3 separate regions of the Homo sapiens genome follow, and all the other regions are linked to region 1. The links are chromatin contacts, found by Hi-C in ENCODE. All regions are on one chromosome and are shown on one strand. The core of a region is the stretch at or near the end of the contact, and the rest is flanking DNA. Distances in the headings are between cores, read along the strand shown.

Region 1 (2,947 bases), core at 287-2,786:
CATAATCATGTAAAAGCTGGCTCTGTCTAGTGATTTCTTTTCAAAGACATCATAAAGGTCCTTTATAAACAAACAAAAAAAAAAAAGAAAGAAAGAAAAAAGGCTGATTCCAAAACATCACACATTACAAGTGTTTGAAGGAACAGCGAATGCCCGCTGGCAGCAAACAGCCCCCGGCCAGCCGGGGTCCACAAGAGAATGTTTCAGAGGCCTGAGCACTCTCGAGCTCATTTACTCTCTCTGCTGCTCCCCACATTATGGATTTATGTAAGCAGGACGACGAAAACCCTCGTCTTCCCCCTTACATTAAAAAAAAAAAAAGCAACCATAAAACAAAAAACAAAACAAAACAAAAAAACATTTTTGCAAGGAATTTTATAAGCTGATCTGGAGAACAGAAGAAGGACTAAGGAAACCCCTAAAGAAGTCTGGTTGCAAAATGTTCTGAAAAGAAAAAACAAACTTTTAACACAGGAACACCCAATGATACATTTTTTAAGTCTAATTTTGAAAAATGATCAAAACACTTTTTTTCCCCAACATTACAAATTACAAGTGGCCACCAGATGCTGGAGGAGGGAAATATGGCTGTGGTTTGTTTTATCTTCTCTGTTTTTAAGAAACCTCAAAATTAGGGAAGTCACATATACACAAGCAAAGGCAAGGCAGGAAAACTGCCGATGTGGGAGCTAAACTTCACTTGCAGATGGCGGAGGCTTCGAGATTAACGCACCCAGGAATCAGCCACATCCAGCCCTAGAGCGGGGGACCATGAGAGAATGTGTGCAAACCCAAATTGAACTTGTAATTCACTTGATGGATTTAAAAGGCCCGTGGGAAGTTTTCTGTAAGCCGGGAACATTTTGCTGCTAAGAAAGCCCCACCACCCAGGGAACAGGCGGGCAGTGTCCTCGAGCCTTTTGCAGGATAGAGGCAGATGTTTGGAGATATGATGTAACCTGGGTGAGTGAATTCATTCAAAGATGAGTCATGAAAGCAGCCCTCAAATGTCCTTCAGAAATCTCAGTAGCAGAACACAGAGCTTGGACCCAAATGCCCACCTACCACCCTCAAACAGGAAGCTCCCCTCTTTCAAAGAAGCTCTGGCCCTGAGGATGATGGCAGGCTTCAGCTCTTTGGCCACCAGCTTCTATTCCCTCATTTTACCGTAAAGTACCCTGATGCTGCTTGAAAGGTGTTGCTCATCCCCCACCTGAGGCACACAGAGCACAGGATGAAGCCAATTCTTTGTACGTTGAGCCCCTAGATCAAACTCTACCTGAAGCTGTAGGTCTAGCTTCATGGGCTATTATACTTCTTCTCTTATATGAGTCTGACTGGTTTGGGTTTTCAGTCACTGCTATGGTTTGAAGGCATCCCCCACATTTCATGTGTTGGAAACAAATACCCGCTGTGGCAAGATTCAGAGGTGGGGCCTGTAAGAGGTGACTGGCTCATAAGAGGCTCTGCCCTCATGAATGAATTAATGCATTCACGGATTAACGGGCTAATGGATGAATGGGGTATCATGGGAGTGGAACCGGTGGCTTTGTAAGAAGAGGAAGAGAAACCTGAGCTGGCGTGTTAGTGTGCTCAGCCCCCCTGCCACGTGATTCCCTAAACTGCCTCGAGTCTCTTTAGAACCCCCAAGAACGTTCTCACCAGATGTGGCCCCTCCACCTGGGACTTCTCAGCTTCCATAACTGTAAGAAGAAAGTTTCTTTTCTTTATAAATTACCCAGTTTCAGGTATTCTGTTATGAGCAACAGAAGATAGACTAAGACACTCACTCACACATTGAGCCCCACCATGCAAGGATTAAATAAAACCCTGACTTTAGCTAGAACCTTCAAAGTTCGGCCATGTCTACCCCTTCCAAATAACCACCAATTCAGAATGGAACAAGTTCCTCCAATGTCATGGAAGGTTCCCAGCTTCACCCAACTTCACAGTGCGATCTACCATCTGCTTCCTCAACATCTCCATCCACCTTCATCACGGGACAACCTGCAGAGCCTCAGGCCCTGACTCTGCTCCTCACCACAGAGGTTTTCTGAGTAATAATGATGGTAATAACAACATCATCAACAGTCAGGGCTTGCTGAGAGCTCAGGATGGGCCAGTGGGCTTGCTCTAAGCACGTTCATATGGTTATCTCATTTAATACAACACCCTTAGCAGTGGGTATCATTAGTCTCCCCGTGCTATAGATAAGGGAGCGGAGTCACCTGCCCAGAGTCACACAGCTTGTCTGTGGCAGGGCCAGGCTATCAGCCAGCCCCCACGCAGCCACTTGAAATGAGTATTTTTATGTTGATATGAGTAACTATGGCTATCATATCAAAACCATTATTTCATGAACATTATTAAGCTGAGACTATAAAGTTTTTAAAAAGGGAGGAGGTTCAGATTGAGTAAAAATATTATATAGACAATGTTGTGACTGGTATTTGAATATTATACAAATCATAAGACTGATACTGAAATGAGTATATTGCAGGAAATACTGGACGGACAGATGAACAGACGGACGGATGACAAATGGATGGACAGATGGATGGACAGGTGGGTGGGTGGGGAGATGGATGGGTGATGGATAAGGAGGAAAGAAGAAGGGAGAAAAAGAATGAAGTGAAGAAGGGGAGGAAAGAAGGAGAAAAATGGGCCTGGCACGTAGTAGGTGCTCAACCAATATGCTGAATGAACCCATTAGCAAAGAAGTAGTAGAGTGCTGTAGTTAAGAGTGTGGGCTTTGAAGTCAGACTGCTGGTTCATGACTTGGCTCAGCCTTTCCTCGCTGAGGAACCCTGGGCATGTGACAAAACCTCTCTGTGCCCCAGTCTCCTGGACTGTGAAATGGGACAATAGGAACACTTCCATCAAGGCAGCCAGAAGAAATAAGTCAGTTAATGAATGCAGAATGCTCAGGACACAGCCGGATGCATCC
Region 2 (2,947 bases), core at 153-2,652, 1.4 Mb before region 1:
CAAATACAAACCCCAAATCATTGTAGCAAAATGCACTGACCAACTGTGCTTCCACGATCAGATCAGTAAGCTGGGTGCAGTGGCTCATGCCTGTAATCCCAGCACTTTGGGAGGCCAAGGTGGGCGGATCACTTGAGGTCAGGAGTTGGAGAACAGCCTGGCCAACATGGTGAAACCCCATCTCTACTAAAAATACAAAAATTGGCCAGGTGTAGTGGCAGGCACCTGTAATCCCAGCTACTTGAGAGGCTGAGGCAGAAGAATCACTTGAACCTCGGAGGCAGAGGTTGCAGTGAGCTGATATCATGCCACTGCACTTCAGCCTGGGCGACAGAGCAAGACTCCGTCCCAAAACAAACAAACAAACAAACAAACAAACAAACAAAAACCAATGTGTAAGTGAACAGAGAGAACAAGAAGTTTAAGGAAAATTAAAAACATAAAGGACAAAGTGAGAGAAGAGAATATCTGTAAAATACATGAATACACACACACAGTAGATGTTTCATGGTTGTTTATCCCCCACCTCTCGCTGGAACACAGACTGGTGCCCCACTTCGTGCTTGGGATGTCCTTCCTCTGTTTCTTGGCTGAGTCGAACTTGTGCTGCTTCCTTTCTCCTTAAATATCCTTTCCTCTGGACAGGATGTTCCTGAAGGAGGCCACAAGGCAGAACATCTCGGCTAACTTTAGTTTGCTATTTTCAGCCTGAATTTGTGCCTGGGCAAATCAGTCCACGGACAGAGTATCCTCCCCAGTTGGATATTTCTTGCATGAGCATCAGAATTTTGTGGGACACAAGGCTTAGTTTCACTAAGCTCTGAGCCTCAAAACCTGGTATGCATCTGGGTTAGAGAGCCTCATCCAGTCTTTTTTTTTTTTTTTTTTTTTTGAGATGGAGTCTCACTCTGTCGCCCAGGCTGGAGTGCAGTGGCGTGATCTCAGCTCACTGCAAGCTCTGCCTCCCGGGTTCATGCCATTCTCTTGCCTCAACCTCCCGAGTAGCTAGGACTACAGGCACCCACCACCACACCCGGCTAATTTTTTGTATTTTTTTTTAGTAGAGACGGGGTTTCACCGTGTTAGCCAGGATGGTCTTGATCTCCTGACCTTGTGATCCGCCCGCCTCGGCCTCCCAAAGTGCTGGGATTACAGGCGTGAGCCACCGCGCCTGGCCCTCATCCAGTCTTAAAAAAAAATTCCCTGAGCTGTAGAATATATGGTGGACATATTTTCTGCATTCCTTTTTTGATGTAGGTAGGAAAAAAACCCAAAAAACCCCAAATCACAATTGTCCCTCCAGGGAACTGAGAAGCTGGGGTACTTACCCATTGACTCCTGTATTCCATTGGTTAAGAAAAGCTTCTGGTGGCTTTAAGTCCCTAACACTTTTTTGGGGCTGTCTTGCATCCTGTGCTGGAGACAGCTCTTAGGTTAAGAGACACAGGTGTTCAGCCTGGGCAACATAAGGCGACACTGTCTCTGCCAAAAAATAAAAAAAATAAAAAAATAAAAGCCAGGGGGTGGTGCGTGCACCTGTGGTCCCAGCAACTCAGGAGGCTGAAGTGAGAAAATTGCTCGAGTCTAGGAGGTTGAGGCTGCAGTGAGCTGTGATCATGCCACTGCCAGCAGCCTGGGCAACAGAGCAAGACTTTGCCTCAAGAGAAAAGAAAAACAGTCAGATGCGGTGGCTCATGCCTGTAAACCCAGCACTTTGGGAGGCTGAGGCAAGTGGATTACTTGAGGTCAGGAGTTCAAGACCAGGCTGGCCAACATGGCAAAACCCCATCTCTACTAAAAATACAAAAATTAGCTGGGCGTGGTGGCTTGCACCTGTAATCTCAGCTACTTGGGAGGCTGAGTTAGGAGAATCACTTGAACCTGGGAGGTGGAGGTGTCAGTGAGCCGAGATCACCCCACTGCCCTCCAGCCTATGCAACAGAATGAGACTCCATCTCAAAATAATAAAAAAGAGACTAGTGTGGGAGGATCACCTGAGCCCAGGAGGCGGAAGTTGCAGTGAGCTGAGATCACGCCACTACAGTTTAGCTTGGGTGACAGAGTGAGACTCTCTCAAAAAAGAAGAAGAAGAAGAAGAGAAACAGATGTGTGTGTGAGGTGGGAGCTGCCAGCCTGTCCATCATAGTTGTAGCTAATCTCAGAAGCAGGCCAAGGGGATTTGCTATAGGGCACCAGCAGTATATGCTAGAAAGAGAATGTAGTACATGTACTGGCTTGTAGCACAGGGGACATTCTAGTTTTAGGCAATGCTGAATCAAGGGCCTCAAATAATGTCAACAGGACTTGAACTTTCACCATCTTTTAGTTCCTTACACCTTATATCCTCTATTAGTGGCTTCTCACAACTGTGGGCTTAATCCTACCAGTCCAGGAGCCCCAGTAGAACAGAGCATCCTTTCTAACACCTGAGCTGACTTTCATGGTCTTGCTTGAGTTCTGTGCCCAGTCCTGCTCTACGGCCAGGAAGCTGTGGCCCTCTGATTGACCAGATCTGAGCTAAACGCAGTGGTGTGTTGATAAATGTCTAACAATAGTCTTTTTGAGAAAATAAAAGTTTTGATTTGTAGTGTTTCCTGATTTCTATGATGTAAGTACCCCCATTAGCTTGAAACCATAGCCGATTTCAATTACCAATGTAGTGTCAACCGGTTTACAGAACTCTTGTCATGTCCCATCAGCTCTAGTGAGCTAGTTCGAGCCAGCTCAAACACAATGCTGGCTCATGTGTCTCCTGTTGAACAGAGGCAGTTGAGGCACCCCATGCATTCCACAGGGACTGAAGGTGGGGAAGGGAAATCGGGTGCTGTTGTCACGATTTGGGGGGCGAATAGTTGCTGAATGGGAAAAACCAGGTCTCCATCAATCATACAGACAGACAGAGATCCTGTCTCCAAAAAAAAAAAAACAAACCCAAAAAACTGCAACA
Region 3 (2,947 bases), core at 244-2,743, 1.3 Mb before region 1:
AGAAAAAAAAAAGTAATAATAAATAAGAAAAAAAGAGAAAGAAATTAGTTTTTTTTTTTTAGAGACGGAGTCTCACTCTGTTGCCCAGGCTGGAGTGCAGTGGTGTGATCTCGGCTCACTGTAACCTCTGCTTCCCGGGTTCAAGCAATTCTCCTGCCTCAGCCTCCTGAGTAGCTGGGACTACAGGCGCATGCTGCCACGCCTGGCTAATTTTTTGTATTTTAGTAGAGACGGGGTTTCACCGTTGTTGCCCAGGCTGGTCTCGAACTCCTGAGCTCAGGCAATCCACCTGCCTCGGCCTCCCAAAGTGCTAGGATTACAGGCGTGAGCCACCGTGCCCGGCCAGAAATTAGTTTTTATTTTATTTATGTATTTATTCATTTATTTTGAGATGGAGTCTCGCTCTGTCCCTTGGCTGGAGTGCCGTGGCGCGATCTCGGCTCACTGCAAGCTCCGCTTCTGGGGTTCACGCCATTCTCCTGCCTCAGCCTCCCGAGTAGCTGGAACTACAGGTGCCTGCTACCATGCCCAGCTAATTTTTTTGTATTTTTAGTGGAGACGGGGGTTTCACCGTGTTAACCAGGATGGTCTTGATCTCCTGACCTCGTGATCTGCCCACCTCGGCCTCCCAAAGTGCTGGGATTACAGGCCTGAGCCAGGTTCTTTATCAAACCTGCTTGTTTTTTGTTTTTTTTTGTTTTTTATGATATTATTCTGTTTGCATATTTTGGTACCTTCTTTTGTGTCTTTAATAATTATTAGCTCATCTTTCGATGGTTTTTGTGCAAACATGCTATTATCTGAAAGTACGCCTTTGCTTGCTGGGTTGACTCCTAGCTCCAGGAGGATGATTTCTATATTGTAATTTTGGATTACATGAGCCCCAAGGCCTGATTTCCTGCCCTTGTATTTGCATTGCATTAGGAGGTCTTTGCTTTCTGAGACCCGTGACACCTCCTCCTCTGGCATAGTATCTATCAGTTCACACTACCGGTTGGGTTTCAGTTCCATTTTTGTTTTTTGACATGGGGGATTTCCCTTTCTTTCCTGTGAACCCTGTGATTCATTTAAAAGAGTACTTGTTATCTTTTACTCAGAATTTCCAGATGTTTTTGCGGGTGGGGTTGAGTGTTTCAGGCTATCTAATCTGCTGTATTGCTGGAAACTGACCACCTTTGCGCTTTTTTTAGTTTCTTTTCTCTACCCCCTAGCTCTGAATATTCAGTTTCTGTTCTTTCATTTCCCACCCTACTCCCTCCTGTCTCATATATCTTTTATACCTTCAGCTTCAAATCCTTTTCTTAACAAGTTGATTTACTCTGGAGTTTCTAATTTAAATGCATCCCAGGTGGCAATCTCACAGGTCAACCTGGTTCCTGTTGGGCCAGATATTCTGGGTCCAGCTATCTCATAAATCACTTGCCCTGCCCATGCATTGGCTGCCCCTGGGGCTGATGCCCATGTCTGACACAATCAGCTGTGGTGTGAGCAGAAGTTGCCAGTCACATGGTACCAAAGAAGGTGACTTCTGCTCTGTCTTTAGAAGGGTCTGTGGGTAAGTGGGGCAGACATCATGACTGACATGTACAGTAACATCCTTAACAGGTTTGCAATGTAGTTGATTGATAATAGCCAGAAGGTTTAAAATATTTTTTTTTTTGAGATGGAGTTTTGCTCTTTTTGCCCAGGCTGGTGTGCAATGGCGCGATCTCGGCTCACTGCAACCTCTGCCTCCCAGGTTCAAGTGATTCTCCTGCCTCAGCCTCCCGAGTAGCTGGGATTACAGGCATGCACCACCACCCTGGCTAATTTTGTATTTTTAGTAGAGACGGGTTTTCTCCATGTTGGTCAGGCTGGTCTTGAACTCCTGACCTCAGGTGATCCGCCCACCTCGGCCTCACAAAGTGCTGGGATTACAGGCGTAAGCCACCACGCCTGGCAAATTTTTATTTTTTTTAAAGCTAGAATCTTAACTTGCCTTATACATTCACCTCTGGCATAGATACTGTTTGCATGCCCCAACATGGCTACTCCTTCCATGTTCCTACTCTGTAAGTACTAAATCATTGATAGAGGGTTTGTCCTCTCAAATAAGCTTACTGTCATCACTTTAAAACACTATTTCTTTTCTTTACTTTTTTTTTTTTTTTTTTGAGACGGAGTTTCACTGTTCTTGTTGCCCAGGCTGGAGTGCAATGGCACGGTCTTGGCTCACTGCAACCTCTGCCTCCTGGGTTCAAGCAATTCTCCTGCCTCAGCCTCCTAAGCAGCTGGAATTACAGGCACCCGCCACCACGCCTGGCTAATTTTTATATTTTTAGTAGATACGGGGTTCCACCATGTTGGCCAGGCTGGTCTCGAACTCTTGACCTCAGGTGATCCGCCCGCCTCGGCCTCCCTAAGTTCTGGGATTACAGGTGTGAGCCACCGCACCTGGTCCCCGAATTCATTTTTTAAAAAAGGAAGTGTTTTATTCCAGGGCTGGAGTCAGCCAACCTTTAAATGCCCCCGAAACTCTATATGATGGGATACCATGTAGCCAGTGAAACATTATGAAGCTGCTTAACATTCAACAGTTAAAAAAGATCTCCCAGATACTTTACTTTTAAAAGAAGTTGTGGATACATTGTAGGTGTATATATCAATGGGGTATACAGGATGTCTTGTTACAGGCATGCAATGTGAAATAAGCACATCATGGAGAATGGGGTCCAGATACTTTAAGTTAAAAAAAAAAAAAGAGATAAAGCAGTGTGTATAATAGGCCTTATTTTGTGTTACAAAAATGTATATATATATAGACCAGATGCGGTGGCTCACGCCTGTAATCCCAACACTTTGGGAGGCCAAGGCAGGCGGATCACTTGAGGTTAGGAGTTCAAGACCAGCCTGGCCAACATGGTGAAACCCCGGCTCTACTGAAAATTAAAAAAATTAGCTGGGCGTG

What was found. A loop is a pair of places that touch in the nucleus more often than their neighbours do. Pooled maps may share reads with other maps.
Region 2: a loop to region 1 is called in a pooled map, with 4 times the contacts of the local background. The contact joins the promoter of LINC01754 here to the enhancer-like site in region 1. A Hi-C loop is called at or near these places in 3 of 37 single-sample maps with no recorded cell type and 2 of 50 pooled maps.
Region 3: a map with no recorded cell type shows a loop between it and region 1 (10-fold over the local background). The contact joins two enhancer-like sites. A Hi-C loop is called at or near these places in 3 of 37 single-sample maps with no recorded cell type and 4 of 50 pooled maps.

The regions. Positions count from the first base shown.
Region 1 is chr20:48,787,300-48,790,246 of GRCh38, forward strand. The region is part of intron 1 of PREX1 (phosphatidylinositol-3,4,5-trisphosphate dependent Rac exchange factor 1); the gene reads right to left. Among named protein-coding and RNA genes, the nearest start is that of PREX1, 39 kb to the right of the region's middle. RefSeq lists enhancers at 1,120-1,179, 1,760-1,819, 1,920-2,019 and a silencer at 2,899-2,947. Within about 2 kb of position 1,537, at least 9 of the 41 ENCODE cell types and tissues checked have a DNase peak (open chromatin) inside an H3K27ac peak, as active enhancers do.
Region 2 is chr20:47,410,742-47,413,688 of GRCh38, forward strand. LINC01754 (long intergenic non-protein coding RNA 1754) reads right to left here and starts at 1,403. Exons shown (of 3, transcript NR_146496.1): 1 at 1,329-1,403. RefSeq lists an enhancer at 2,054-2,213.
Region 3 is chr20:47,486,303-47,489,249 of GRCh38, forward strand. No RefSeq gene overlaps it. Among named protein-coding and RNA genes, the nearest start is that of NCOA3, 14 kb to the right of the region's middle. RefSeq lists enhancers at 253-322, 923-1,252, 1,283-1,332 and silencers at 1,543-1,592, 1,613-1,672. Within about 2 kb of position 1,494, at least 9 of the 41 ENCODE cell types and tissues checked have a DNase peak (open chromatin) inside an H3K27ac peak, as active enhancers do.